2 separate regions of the Homo sapiens genome follow, and region 2 is linked to region 1. Evidence: chromatin loops called from intact Hi-C (ENCODE). Cell type or tissue: CD4-positive, alpha-beta T cell. All regions are shown on one strand.

Region 1 (8,000 bases):
GAGATGGTAATGCTGGAATATATGATTATGCGAACTGCAGTATTTTTATCAGCATTAAAAGGGAGAAGAAACGGGAAATATCCAGCACAATGTGTCACCTTTGTTAGAATTACTTCACTATGTTAGAATTGTTTATTTTTTGGATTTGAAGCTGTTTTGTTATGAAATATTACATACCTTTTGAAAAGTGCAAAAACATATATGTTCAGCTAAGTGAATTATTAAAAAGCATTCATGTAACTCTTACCCAGATATAGAAATGGAATATTGCCATCACCCCGGAAATCCCCAGATGCTCCACTGAATCACAACCTCTTCCTCCCTAAGGCATTCCCACATTCTTGACTTGTACGGTTTTCATTTTGTTGCTGTTCATATATATATATGCATACTTTTGTAGTTTATATATATAAATAAACTACAGTTTAGTTATAAAGTTTAGTTAATAAACTTTAGTTTATAAACTGTAGTTTATTTATATATATATAAACTACAAAAGTATGCATCCGAAACATTATTGTTTCATTTAGCCTGGTTTTGAACTTTATGTTATTCTATTCTAGCTTGTTTCTTCTACTCATCATTCCATTATTTCAACTATCCACATTGTAAATATGAGTTGTAGTTAATTACTTTCCATTACTGTATAACATTCAGTTAAATAAATATGTCAGATTTTCTTTTTTAAATCCACCCTATTATTAATAGACATTTGGCTACTACACAAAATGCTGCTTTGGAAATTCTTATGTATATCTTTTGATACAAGTAAGTCTGCATTTCTATAGAGTAGATACTTAGGGAAAGAAAACAACTGGGTATTCAACTGGGTCATACGACTTATGTATCTTCATTCGTTCTAGATCACACCTGTTTTCCAAAGTGGTTATGCCAGTGTACAGTCTAATTTGCAATGAATGACCGTTGCTTTTGCACCACTTTCAGTTATTGTCAGACTATTAATTTTAGCTACTCAAGTGGGTATTTTGTATCTCACATTAGTTTAAATCACATGTTCCCCAATTACTAATAAGGTTGAACACTTTTATCAGCCATTTGCTTTTCTTCCTATGTGAAGAAAGATTTTCTTCTTATGTGTTTAAGATTTTGGACCTTTTATTATTTAGTTGTCTTTTTTATAATGCTCTGGATCTAATCTCTTCATCAGTATATGTAATATAAATGCTATGCAAATAACTTCTACCACTCCGTATCTTGTCTTTTAGTCTCTTATTAATGTATTTTGATGTACAGAAGTTCATAATTTTAATATTAGTCCACTGTATTGTTCATTTTCTTTACATTAGTGTTTTTCTTTGTTCCACAACATTTACTGAAAAAACCATCTTTCCCTCATTAAACTCCAATGCTATGTATGTGATAAATCAAGTGTTAGTATACATGTGGGTATGTTAGTTCTCTTTATGGTTCCAGAGACCTATGTGTCTATCGTTGCAACAAACCCACAAATCTTCTATATCCTTACTGATTTTTATCTGCTAATTTAATAAGTTACTGGAAAATGTATGTTACAATATAATTATGGATTTGTCCATTTCACTTTGTAACTTCATCAATTTTTGCATCCATATATTTTGAGGCTAACTTATTAGATACATACAATTTTTTATTTGTTATACAATCTTTGTGAATTGAACTTATCAAAGTGAAATGTCTACTCTTATTTCTAGTAATAGTATGTCTAAGTATCTGTTTGGTATTAATGAGGTAAGGCCACCATTTATTAGATTCTTGTTCAGTTTATCATTTTACATACATTTGTTTTTATATCTTCTATGTCTTTATTTCTTAGATGTACTTTTTTGCAAGTAGCATCTAGTTGTGATTTCATGAAAATCTTTGCCTTTTAAGGGGATCACTTTGTTTATATTCAATTCAATTACTGATTCATTAGTTTACACCAGTTACATCACCTCAGTTCTAGTCCATTTAGTGTTGCTGTAAAGGGATACCTAAGGCTAGGTAGCTTATAAAGAAAAGAAGTTTATTTGGCTTATGATTCTGCTGGCTGGAAGGTTCAATATTGGGCATCCGGTGAGGGCCTCAGGCTATTTCTACTCGTGGTGGAAGACAAAGGGGAGCCTGTATGTGCAGAGATCACACAGCGGGAGAGAAAGCAAGAGGGGTAGGGGCGGTGCCAGGCTCTTCTTAACAATCAGCTCTTACAGGAATTAATAGAGTGAGAACTCATCCCCCACTCCCAGGGAAGTCACTAATCTATTTATGAGGAATCTGCTCCCATGGCCCAAACACCACCCATTAGGCCCTGTCTCTCAACACTACCACACTGGTGATCAAATTTTAACATGAGATTTGGGGGGACAAGTATCCTAAGCATAGCAGCTTCTCTGCCCCAAAGCCACCCTTCACTGCCATGCTTGTGACATTAGAAAATTTTTTCTCTGACAACTGGTAGACAGAGTGCTACATTTTATCAGTAAAGGCCACTAGAAAGACAAAGGAGGATGAAGAGGTCAAAAATATGTAACACCTCCCCGGGAATAGCTTTCTCTAGGACTTAAGGGGAGGCTTCCCAGTAAGACCTGTTATTGGGGCACCTTACCAAACTTGTCTGCCATCCTGTGAGCCATGCCCACAACCTTTCCAATGAGACTGGATTTAAGCCCTAGGGAAAAGGGAGAGTGTCCAGATATTTTTGTATTTTGAATGACCGGCCTCTAGTCCTAGAGGTAAAGGATATTCCCTTCATCTACTCTTCTGACTTTCTTTACGGTTCCCTTTACCGTTCAGTAGGTACTCTCTATTCAGTAGTTAAATATTCTTTATATAAAACCTTCCCTGTTCAAAATACGGTGTCGTTCCTTTCTCCTGATTGGATACGGGATTTAATCTTCTATTTGTTTTCTATTTGCCCATCTTGTTACACCAAATTTTTCGATATTCCATTTCAGCAACTTTATTAGTTTGGTAGTTATACATATTTGTATTCCTCTTATTGGTGACCCTAATTATTATAACATGCTTCCTTGACTTATAAAACTTGATACTTTTTTCCTTTTCCTGGAAAATATAAGGTCATTAGAAAAATTTAATTCCATTTAATTTCCTCCAAACTTTCATGTTGATTGTTAAGTATTTTAACTCTATATAATTTTTAATCATCATAAGATTTCATTATCATGGCCAGGCACAGTGGCACACATCCTATAATCCCAGCACTTTGGGAGGCCGAGGTGGGTGGATCACCTGAGGTCAGGAGTTTGAGACCAGCCTGGCCAACATGGTGAAACTCCATCTCTACAAAAAATACAAAAATTAGCCAGGCATGGTGGCACTTGCCTGTAATCCCAGCTACTTGGGAGGCTGAGGCAGGACAATCACTTGAACTCAGGAGGCAGAGGTTGCAGTGAGCCGAGATCATGCCACCACACTCCAGCCTGGGAGACAGAGTGAGACTTAGTCTCAAAAAAAAAAAAAAGTCATTATTACTATTTTATACTCTCAATGTTCATTTAGATATACCTAGACATTTTCCTTTACATTGTTCTTATTTCTTCCTACACTTTAGAGCGTCTGTGGTTATTTTACTCTGGCCTGAAGAACATTCTTTGTATTTCTATGAGTGTGGATCTGTTGGTGACAGATGACTCATCCTTCATTTGTCTTAATGTCATTTGATTTTACCTACATTGCTGAAAGGTATTTTCTTCTGGTAGAGAATTTTAGATTGTTAGTCTTTTTTTTTTTTAATCTCTTTGAGGATACGGTTTCATAGTCTTTTGGTTTTCATTGTTTCTGTTGAGTAGCCAGCTGTAGGGCTTTTGAGTTGACTGTATTTTTTTGCCCTATGACTATTTTAAGATTTTTCTTCTTTGGTTCTATGGGATTTCACCTCAATGTGGCAAAATCTGAATTTATTTTAATTAATTTGACTTCAGAGTCATTGAACTTCTTAAATATTTGGCTTGATGTCTTTTGTAAGATTTGGAAACATTCACAGCTAATTTCTCTTCAGATATTGCTCTTGTTCTATTTTCTGTCTTTATTTCTTCTAGGACTCCAATTACATGTATGTTAGATATTCTTACTGTGTTCCCTGTTTTTCTTACCTTCTCTTTTGCAATTCCCATCCATGCACTTCTTTGTGCTTCATCCTAAATATCTGCTCCTGACTGATCATCCAGTTTACTACTTCTTTCTTCAGACTCATCTTGTCTGCAGTTAAACCCATCTAATGAGTCCTTAATTTTAGTTATTTTTTTTTTACTTTCTGTTATAATTTTTCACTTCTCTGACAAAATTCTCAGTTTTGTCTTTTATCTTCTTGAATATGTTAAGGATAGTTATTTTGAAGCTTACATTGGATAATGCTATTAACTTCTTCCCCTGTGGTTATGTTTCTGTTTTTTATTGTTTGTCTTGTTTTTATTTCTGTTGTCTTGTCTCTTTGTGTGTTTGGTTATTTTTGCTTGTGTGCAGAACATTGTATACAAAAAACTATAAAAAATAATGTGGCATCTAGGAAAATATTATCTTCCCCCAGAATGGAGATAAATTTGCTTCTATAGGCAGCTAAAGACACTAGGAATATGGTATTGCTTTAGTCCAATTTCAAAAATTTGGATAATTTTAACTTGAACCTTACTTCTATAAACTATCCCTGTGAGGTTGAACCTGAAGTTTCATAGGATAAAGAAACTGTGGTACATATACACCATGGAATACTACGCAGCCATAAAAAGGAACAAGTCTTTTGTGGGAACACAGATGGAGCTGGAGGCCATGATCCTTAGCAACTAATCCAGGAACAGAAAACCAAATACTGTATATTCTCACATGTAAGTGAGAGCTAAATGATGAGAACTTATGAACACAAAGAAGGAAACAACAGACACTGGGGTCTACTTAAGGGTAAAGGGTGAAAGGAGGGAGAGGAGCAGAAAAAATAACTACTGGGTACTAGGCTTAGTACCTGGGTGACAAAATAATCTGTACGACAAACCCCCATGACATGAGTTTACTCATGTAACAAACCTGCATGTGTACCCTTGAACCTAAAATAAAAGTTAAGACCAAAAAAAGAAAATGCCTTTAGTTTGCCAGTGAAAGCACTAGGGTAAGGCAAGCGAGTTGCCTAGTGTGTAAAATATAAGAAGGCATGCACTCTCAAGCTTGTGCACTTGCAGGACTGGCTTCTGACAGTGATTTCCTTCTTCAACTTTGCATGCTGAGTGTCTTGCTTGCCTCACCCTAGTTGTGACCCTGTACTTTGCTTTCATTCTTGAGTTGTTACTGCTGGGTATGGAATTCTTACTCAGAAGTTTTGTTCTTTCCATTCATTGAAATAATATTATTTTATTGTCTTCTGGTTTTTCTTATAGCTGTGAAAGGTATTGGAAACAACCCATATAATTGTTTCCATTGAAGGCAGTATTCCTTCTCTGGCTGCTGTAAGATTTTTCTCTTTGTCTTTGCCACTATATGCAGCTTCATTATTGTATATCTAAGTGTGGGTTTAAAAAAATTATGCTGCTCATGGTGCTTTAGACTTGTTAAATCTATAAATCTCTGTTTTTCACCACCAATTTTGAAAATTCTGTGCCATTATCTCTTCAAAGTTGCTTCTATTCAATTATCTTTTTTTTCTTTTCTTCTGGGAATTTAACTAAGTAGTCATATATGGCTTAACAACGAGAACACATTCTGAGAAATTCCCCATTAGGTCGTTTCATCACTCTACAAATATTATAGAGTGTACTTACACAAACCTAGTTTATATAAGCCTACTGCCACCTAGGCTATATGGTATAGCTTATTGCTCCTAAGCTATAAAACTGCAAAGTATGTTACTTTACTGAATACTGTAGGCAATTTTAACACAATGATATTTGTGTATATAAGCATATCTAAATATAGACAAGATATAGTGAAAATACACATTATAATCTTATGAGACCATCATTGGATAGGAGGTCCATCCTTGGCCAAAATGTTGTTATGCAGTTCATGATTATACATTAGACAATCTCTCTCCTTTATGTGTCTTGTCATTACTTCCTCTATTTTCCATGATTTTGTTCCCCTGTGCTTAATTTTGATATTTTTCTGTTCTATTTTCTAGTTCACTAATTTTCTTTTTTGTTATATCTAATCTGCTTTCTAATGCTTTCAAGTTCTTAATTTTTGTTATTGTATGTTTAAATTCTATAATTTTTATTTAATTCTTTCTTAAATCTTTGATATAACTTCTTATGGTTTCTAGTTTTCTGCTTAAATCTTCAAACATGGTCTTTATATTTGAAATAAACATAAAACGAGCATTGTAGACATCATGGTTTTTCAGTCTTTATCTGATAATTCTAGCATTTGGAGTCCTCTTGGTTTTCTTTCTGCTATTTCACTTATCTGACTTGTGTCATTATGTGGCTTATTGTCTTTAAGGATGTGCTAGTCATTCTCTTTGAAAATATGTCTAAAAGACAATTTTGAAGACTTACATAATTCTATCTTCCTTTGGATATTTTTTATTCTTTCTGTGAGGTGTCTGAAGGCACTTCAATAATACTCTTTATCTTTTTTAAGCCTCAGGATTTGGGAGAATACCCAGATGACCTAAAACCAGGCATTTTTCCATGTGAGGGCCGGTTTATTTTGGTTATATTCTTACACAAAGAGGAATCCCAAAACAAGGAAGGAGTGGTAAGAGTCTCCACATCTACTGAGCTCTGGACTCTGAAAAATTGGCATCAAATCCCAGGCCCATAGTTCTGAATTTCTTCCACTACCTAGATATCAGCCTAGTAGTTCATCACTATCTGATTAAATCTTCAGTGCTTCTAAGAAGAATTTTTCAAAAGTGTCCTCTGGCTTACTTGAGCTATGTTCAGCAATAACTTCATCTGTCATTACCAGAAGTAGAATTAGACTAGTTGGATGGTTGGTTTACTTACTTACTTATTTTTAAGTGACCTAAATAACACATACTTTGATTCAGGCACTATTACTCTTTGCAAACACTAACTCACTGAATTCTGATAACAACCCTAAAAGATAAGTATTATTATCATTGAAGTTTACAAATGAAGAAACAAGGCTCAGAGAGTTTAAATAATTTCCCCCAAGGTCCACAGCAAACAAGTTGTAACACTAAGATTCTAGTGAGGCAATCTTTCTCTAGAGCCCACACTTCTAACCACTGTGTTTGGCTTCTCCAGAAATTCATTATCTGTACAGATCTTAGTCCTCAAGAGTTGCTTGAGTCTATGGTCAACTTCTCAAAAGGATGTATCTTAAGATACTGCAAAATATCTTTAAGTACAGAACTCTGTCACTTCTTTTAGATACAACCTCAGCCCTCGAGTATCCCATTCCAGTCTCCAACACTGCTCAGTTTGCTGGTACGACAAGCAGAATTCTTCAGCATACTAGACTTTAATTACTAGAAAGAGGAGCTATGAAGACAGACTTCACTTGATTTGCAATTGTGCTTGGTTATATCCTATTTTAGGCTTAGAAAGATAGAAATTTTACAAATACCATGAATGTCTTAGCTGATAAACTCTCAGGAAGGTTCAATGCCTTCTCTATTTCCCAACACTACAACTTTGTGTTTTTTTTTAGTCTAAATTAGTATCAGTAGGAGACTTAAAATTTCAATGAAAGGTCATTTGAGTGGCATTTTTAGAGTCAGGATACTTTGAAATGTGTATTTTTAGAGAATTATTTGTATGAAACATAGAGGAATTGAAAACAGTGGAAAAATAATTCCTTGGTTTATATTGAGGAGCTAAATATAACCACAGAGTTGGCAGGACATGCTTTTTGTACATTGTTAGTTCCTAGGACTAATTTCAATTTATGACACTCAGTAGAATATGTACACAGTAATAGCTTTCATTTGGTATCTGAATTTTCCCTTCTGTGTTTTAAATGTTGAAAAATAAATATTAAACATCCCTGTCTGACAGCTTTGATGAGAGTAGTGGTTCTCCCAGCACAAAATTTGAGATCTGAGAACG
Region 2 (8,000 bases), 210 kb after region 1:
GGGGTTTCATCATGTTATCCAGGATGGTCTCCATCTCCTGACCTCGTGATCCACCCGCCTTGGCCCTCCCAAAGTGCTGGGATTACAGGCGTGAGCCACCGCGCCAGGCCGATTTTTTTTAATATTATTTTTATTGGACATTAGTAGATAAAAACATCTAAGCAATTCCTATTTGAAGAACTTGAATGTCTTCAAATACAAAAATACAAAAAAATACTAAAATAGAAACACCATTGCTAGATATTGCCTGCAGTATCACTAGTTAAGGTTTCCATCAACATGACTAGCACATGTCCGTTATTGCTTTTGTGGGATTTTTATTCCAAAAACAGTTGGAAAAGTCAAAGCAATGTTATATCGTTGCCAAGATTTTGGTTTAATAATAAAAATGTATCAACTTCTGGATTTACCAAAAGTTCATTATTTGGCTTTTTTTTTTTTTTTTTTTTGAGTCAGGGTCTTGCTCTGTTGCCTAGGCTAGAGGGCAATAGCACAGTCATAGCATACTGCAACCTCAAAATCCTGGGCTCAGGTGATCCTCCCACCTCAGCCTCCTAAGTACTTGGGACTACAGGCATGCGCCACCATGCTTGACCAGTTTTAAAAAATTTTTTGGCCAGGCACAATGGCTCACGCCTGTAATCCTGGCACTTTGGGAAGCTGAGGCAGGTGGATCGCTTGAGCCCAGGAGTTCAAGACTAGCCTGGGCAATGAGGCAAAACCTCATCTCTACATAACAACGATAACAACAACAACATGACTCCAAAAAATTAGCTAGGCATGCTAGCTATCGGGAGGCTGAGGTGGGAGATTTCTTGAGCTTGAGAGGCGGAGGTTGCAGTGAGCTGAGATTGTGCCGCTGCACTCCAGCCTGGGTGACAGAGCAAGACCCTATCTAAAAATTTTTTTTAATTTATTTTTTTTGTAGAGACAGTCTCACTATTTTGCCCAGGCTGGTCTTGAACCCCTGGCCTCAAGTGATTCTGCAACCTCAGCTTCATCTCTATCAAATTTTATGTAAACCTATTAAATATTGAAGCCCAAGACTTCATGTTTATAAAATTATAATACTGATGAATCTCATTGTTGACTTCACGGTGGCTAAGTCTCTAGTGCTTAGATGCTGCAGTAAATAACAATTATAAAAATTTGAGAAATTTTATAACCAGTGTTCTCCACAAATGCTCTTGACTTAATTAATTTAAAAATTGATTTGTAAAGTGCTGGTATGGTAAAATGTAAAAAGTACATTTCCTAGGACTGTAGTATACAGTTACCACAGGGATTCCCCTGAGTACTCCTTGCTGTCTGATTTTGAGATCTATTACTTCTTAAATCATTGCCACGAAAAACATAGAGAAAAAGGAGGAGGGAATCACAGCATTTAATCTTATTAGTAAAAGATACTGAAGAGGCAGAGGCTATTGAATAAAAAGCATTCTTAAAACTATTCATAAACGTCTATAGGATATGCTAGCTATATTCTGCATTATACTAAATAATATGGGCACGGATGCTGTTTCCTTTTCCAGCAATCTTTTCACAATTTCTACTTACATGAATGCAGAAAATTGCTGATATAATTACAGGTATCCATTCAATCCAAAATATGCTCATGAAGAAACTACTAAAAATACATCTATTTAAAAGTCGTTCTATTCAAACACTGTTCTTTAATTTTAATGTTCAGTTTTTAAAAAGCAGTATTTGAAACCTCTGGGTTTGGTAGTTGATGTGAACACAAACCCCAGTTCTCCCCAAATTCCCAGTGGAATTGCTAAAAGGATATAACAGGAGGGGAAATCAGTATTAATAAGAGAAACCAGGGATGGAGACAGTCCCTTTGGCTGAAAGTGAGGGGAATTTTGGATAGGGGTTCCTCAGTGGATCCAGATTGAAGGACATCCAAAAATGCCTCCCCCTGGAAGATATTGTTGGGTCCAGAAAATATCCAGGTGACCAGAGAGACACAGTGTTTGGAGGTGAGGGTGGATTGAGGGTCAGCTGGTGAGTATGTATGTTACCTACACATCTGGAGATTGAGTTGCCTCCTGGGTCCACCCACATCCATCTGCCCTCTTCCAATTCCTTCCCCTCACTAGACTTAAATGATCTTTTCAAGAGGCATATCTGGTCATGTGTTTCCTTTGCTTAAATGCTTCTAGAGGTTTCAACTGTTTTTTTAAGGTCAAGGCAGATGTCCAGAACGTGGACCCCTCCATCTCGCCAGACTCTTGTCATGCCATGCCTTCTGGGTTGCAGCCAGAGTGACCTTATGTGCACCACTGGCCCTGAACTAGTTCTATTGCCTTGACATTCTTCTTGCCCCTCTTTTCTAGTTAATTCCTAATTGTTATGAAGACTTTGACTCCTTCCTTATTTCCTTAGGGATCATCAAAGATCTATGCTTTCATGCACTCTGTGCTTCTAATCATAGCCAGTTTGATGCTGATTTGTTTAGTATTTGTCTCGCCTATTAGACTATGAACTCTACAGGGACAGGATGGTATCTGGTTTTGCACGTCACTATAGCCTAAGTATTTAGCATGGCATTTTGCCCATATTAGACACTCAGTAAGTAATATTTATGGAATGAATGAATGGATGGACGGACTGGTAGGTGGCTGCATTTGTATTTCAACAGCTACGTAAGGTACCTCTAACATTTGCTTCCTGCACAGACAACTATCACAAGCCAGTGACCACGTGTGGTGATAGGAAAGTGCTGCAGGTTGCTCTCAGTGTGGGTGCCACATCAGGCAGAGGTTTTGGAAAACTGAGCATTTCCCAAGGAATAGCATCCACATTGGAAGTTCAGGTGCTCACTGGTTGCTTTACTGTCCCTGCAAGCTGTTGGATGTCCTTACTGATAAGATATCTCCCCCTCCTCCCTGCTCTCCTTTCAATCCAGACAAGAATGTTTGTTTAAGAAAGATCTGTTGCCTTGTGTGGTGGAGTGTGCCTGTATTCCCAGCTACTCAGGTGGCTGAGGTGGGAGGATCACTTGAGCCCTGGAGGTCGAGGCTGTAGTGAGCTGTGATTGCGCCATTGCACTCCAGGCTGAATGACAGAGCGATACCCAGTTTTAAACAACAACAACAAAAAACTACAAACACACAAACAAGCAAAGATTTGGATGGGAATTCACAACAAATTCTGCACAACTCTATTAGGAAATTATTTTGTCATAAAATAAGGCTCTGTGATGGGTTCTTAAAGAGATTATATTATTCAAAAGAAAGGGGTCACCATTTTTCTGGGGCTTCTGAGGAGTTGTTTCCTCTGTAATAGATTGACCATGAGATATGAGATCATCTTAGAAATATGTTTTTCTGCTTTCAACAGCACTTGAGGGCATGTTAACATGTGTGAGACTACAGTCAGCTAAACAGGCCATCAGGATAATGAAGAAGAGGAAGGATTACAGAGAGCCGAAAAGCTGGAAAGCCAGCTTCAATAGAAATAATGACAGGAGCTAACATTTATTGATTACTTACTAGGTAACAGGCATTGTTCTAAGGGCCTACGTGTTTTAACTCAATCCTTAGGACAACCTTTTGAGGGAGGAGATACGGTTATTAACCTCATTTAGGAAACCTTTGTAGGGGAGTGAATAGAAAATGGGACACTATGGAAGTCAAAAGTAAGGAAGTAGAAAACAAGCTTGAGAAAAAATTTTCCCAACAAAAGGCTGAAAATGTAGAATATGAGAACTATGGGGAAAATTATAGCAGCTTTTAATGGTGTTATCTTTGAATGGTAAGATTAGGCATGACATTTGTTTTCTTCTTTATGTTTTTCAATGTTTTAAAATAAGAACTTTTTGAAAAATGCTTTTTTTTAAACAAAGAGCATAGTTGACAGAGAGCATCTAAGGTTTTCAATAAATAATCTTAAATAATTCAATGAAAATTAAATTGCATTACAGGCAGTATTCAGGGAGTAGACAAGAGTGAAGCAGCCCCGACAGGGAGTTAACCTCCTAATTGGGAAAATAGAGCAGAGAGATTCATGCTGCTGAAGAAGCACTGTGACTATGCACCTTCACTCCTCCAACTCAAAAAGAAGAAGAAGAAAAAAAGCCCGAGGAAAATGAACACCACTGGCTAGTTAGGAGTATTTTGAGAATTCACTTTAAAGTGCTGAGAAAGCACTGTTATACATGATAATTAAAAGTTAGTTAATAATTTATGCTTTTAATTTTAATAAATTATTTATTTGTTTTAAATATATTATGCCTCGTTGCCTGGATCCTGTTATCTTCCATTTATCCACACTTGGGGTAAACCTAGCTGAGGACCCTCGCCGTCATGACCCAAGATACCATCTGGTGGCAGGTGTAGGAATTGCGAGTTAAACCCTGGGGGGAGAGAAACCTGGGGCAATAGTCTAGCCTTAGAAATTCAAGTCCATGAGGAGATACTAAAGGTAATGAACATATGAAAGGACTGACTCTGTAATGCACGTTTATTTATTCTATCTCATATTTCTATGGAAACAGAAGGCCAAAGTGTAAGCTTGTCTGGAAGACAAAATAATTTTAAATTCAAATAGAGAATTTAAAGTTTCTTGTTTTCTTAGTTTTTAATAAGTTTCCTGTTCTCCAAATTGCAGTTTTTTTCATAGGCTGTGTGATTGTTCTTTTTGCTTATTCTTTGTGTGTGTGTATGTGTGTGTGTGTGTATTTGAGACAGAGTCTCGCTCTGTCACCCAGGCTGGAGTGCAGTGGCGTGATCTCAGCTTACTGCAACCTCCACCTCCCAGGTTCAAGCAATTCTTCTGCCTCAGCCTCCCAAGTAGCTGGGATTACAGGCACCTGCCACCACAGCTGGCTAATTTTTTTGTATTTTTAGTAGAGACGAGGTTTCACCATGTTGGCCAGGCTGGTCTCTAACTCCTGACCTCAAGTTATCTGCCTGCCTTGGCCCCCCAAAGTGCTGGTATTACAGGGTGTGAGCCACTGTGCCTGGCCCTTTTTGCTTATTCCTACATAGAGGGTTTTATGCTAATAGTTAAGTAGAGATGAGCCCTTTCAAAAATTGGCATAAGTTTTCAGCCAAGACTTTTGAAGGGATCTCCTGGACTAAATGAAAGAAAAACAAATGGCAGTGAGAAAAATCTCATGATTTCTTTAAATTGAGATAAGTTTTTAAACATTATTAGTGGGGGAATTACTGACTAGGAATAATTATGACAAACATATTATCGTAAAGATCTTTTGACTAAAATATGTGTGTGTATATCTTTTTTTTGTCATTGTACCAGGAATTAAATAAAATTAAATATGGAAGAGTAGCCATTTGTATTAGTGATCTTTTGTAAGTTTCTAAGAGAGTTTAGAATTCCACACGTGAAATGATCACGGTCGTAATACTTTTCCTATCTACAATTTATAATTTAGACTTTGCATTTAGAACACAAATAAGATGGTAGGATTTTTTTTTTAGTAGTCACTTTATTACATAGGCAGGCCTTGACTTACAAATAGGTCCAGTAAACGGCCAAATGGCCTTTAGGATCAGAAAACCAGTAAGTCCTATTTCAGACATGCTGCCTTGGCCCGGGTTTCCCCCTCTTTCTCCTTCACTTTCTTTCATTGCTCTGATTTAAAACACTCTCCCTCTTCATACTCAGTTGATTTTGTTGTGTTTCCCCCAGTGTCTATGGCTGCAGGTCTGTCCTCCCTCCGCAGATCCTTGCCTGTGTTCTTCCTAACGTGGACCCAGCCAGAACTCCTTAGGGTCAGTTTCCTCTTCAGAAATACACACGAATCTGCAGTGCGTTGGGCATCTTGATTATTTGTTTGTGTTTCATCTTTCTCAAGAGTCATAGAAAGTAAAGAAAAAGAGGGTGATGAGTGATGGAAGGAAAACATTTTTTCTTTTTGATAATTTTAACTATTTGTTAAAAAAGGATTCAAAGATCCCCAAGTGTGAACAGTCTGAAAAGGGCTTTTTGCTTGCTGCAGGGACCTGAGAATTGAGAAACAGCTGTGAAACTTTGAACCCTGGCTGGAAGGTCCTGGTATTGACTGTGGCAAGAAAACGGGGGAGCTAATCTGTAATCTGCTTAGATGGAAGGAAGGAAAGAAAGAGAAAAGAGAAAAAAAATCAAAGAAAAGCAAAGAAAAAGAAGAGAAAATATAAAAGAGGGAACTAGCTTTGGGTCCCCATGGAAACATATACTGGCAGGAGACACTGTGCCCCTGGTTTGAGCTTACCCTCTAGTTCCTGGTCCGCTGGAGCCTGGGGCATTGGAATCTGCCACTATTAGTGTGAGGGTGACAGGGAGGGAGGAAAGGGTGAGAGTGGAAGTTTTGGATTCCACTGCTTAATCTATAGATTCAATGTAATCCCAATAAAATCCCAGCAGACATTTTTTAGTAGAAATTGACAAACTGATGATAAATTTCATATGGAAATGCAAAGGACTTAGAATAGCAAAAACAACTGAAAAAAAAAAGAACAAAGGTAACTGATTTAGCATATATCATAAAGCTGCAATAATCAAGACAGTATGGTATCAGCATCAAGAAGACAAATAAATCAAAGGAACAGAATGGAGAATCCAGAAATAAACCCACACATTTACGGGTAACTACTTTTTGATAAAAGTGCAAAGATAATTCAGTGGAGAAAGGATTATCTTTTTAACAAATGGTGTGGAAACAAATTAGAGATCCCTATGGAAAGTATGTGCTTCCATTTATCTTTTATATCTTATTAAAAAGTTAACTCAAAGTGTATCATAGACTTAAATGTAAAATCTAAAACTGTAATAATTCTGTAACAAAACTAGAGAACTCCTTTATGACTTTGGGTTAGGCAAAAATTTCTTAGATAAGTTATCCCAAAACATAATCTAAACACACACAAATTAATGAATTAGACTTTCTCAACACTAAAAATGACAACTTTTTGAAAGATATGCCACCACCTGAGAGGAAATAATTGTGAAACATATATCTGATCCTGTATCTAGATATATAAAGAACTCTCAAAACTCTGTAATAATAAATAAACCAAAATTTTAAAAGTGGGCAAAAGGTTTGAACAGGTACTTAAGCAAAGAATATATATGGGTAACAAACACATAAAAAGATGCTCAGCATACATAAGCATAAACATGGGAACAACAGACACTATAAACTACTAGAGGTGGGAGGGAGAGAAGGGAGTGTGGGTGGAAAAACTACCTATTGGGTACTATGCTCACTACCTGGATGACAGGATGCATACCTCAAACCTCAGTACCACGTGGTATACCCATGTAACAAACCTGCGCCTTTACCCCTTGTAGCTAAAATAAAAGTTGAAATAAAAAAAAGATACTCAACATTATTAGTCATTAGGGAAATGCAGGTTAAACTCACAATGAGCTACCTATACAAATCTATTCAAATTGTTAAAATTAAAATGATTGACCTCACTAAGGGTTGGCAAGGACAGGAAGGAACTAGAATTCCCAAACATTGTAGATGGGAATGTAAAATGGTACAAGCACTGTGGAAAACAACATAGTAGTTTCTGGAATAGTTAAAATTTTACCTACTAAATCATCAAACCATTCCACTCATAGGTATATAAAAGGAAAATAAAAGCATGTGTACATAAAAATACATGTACATAAATGTTAATGTCAACCTTATTTGTAAGAGTTGAAACTGCAAACAACCCAAATGTCTAGCAATAGGTGAATGCATAAATAAACTGTGGTGTAACTGTTGATAGGATGTAAACTTGCACAGCCACTATAAAGAATGGTATGGAGTTTCCTCAAAAAATTGCAAAAACAACTACCATATGATCCAGCAACCCCCACCATTGGATATATATCCAAAGGAGAGGAAATCAGTATATGGAACAGATAGCTATAGAGTATATGGAAGAGATCAGCGTATGAGAGAACACTCCCATGTTGATTGCAGCATTATTCACAATAGCTAAGATAGGGAATCAACCTAAGTATCTATCAACAGATGAATGGATGAAGAAAATGTG

The links. Peaks named below come from ENCODE experiments on the same cell type or tissue, not always from the same donor. Only the 100,000 strongest peaks of a DNase experiment are listed, where the experiment ranks them.
Region 2: it touches region 1 in a loop (1.9-fold over the local background); 26 of 110 quality-filtered maps call a loop at or near these places.

What each region holds. Positions count from the first base shown.
Region 1 is chr12:67,231,556-67,239,555 of GRCh38, reverse strand. No RefSeq gene overlaps it. Among named protein-coding and RNA genes, the nearest start is that of CAND1, 34 kb to the left of the region's middle. RefSeq lists an enhancer at 1,875-2,404. In CD4-positive, alpha-beta T cell, no CTCF peak of the experiment used is centred here; no DNase peak of the experiment used is centred here.
Region 2 is chr12:67,022,028-67,030,027 of GRCh38, reverse strand. It overlaps a transcript of GRIP1 not described here. Among named protein-coding and RNA genes, the nearest start is that of CAND1, 240 kb to the left of the region's middle. In CD4-positive, alpha-beta T cell, CTCF peaks have their summits at 4,116 and 4,319 (motif pointing left); a DNase peak (open chromatin) is centred at 4,317; H3K27me3 peaks cover 605 bases.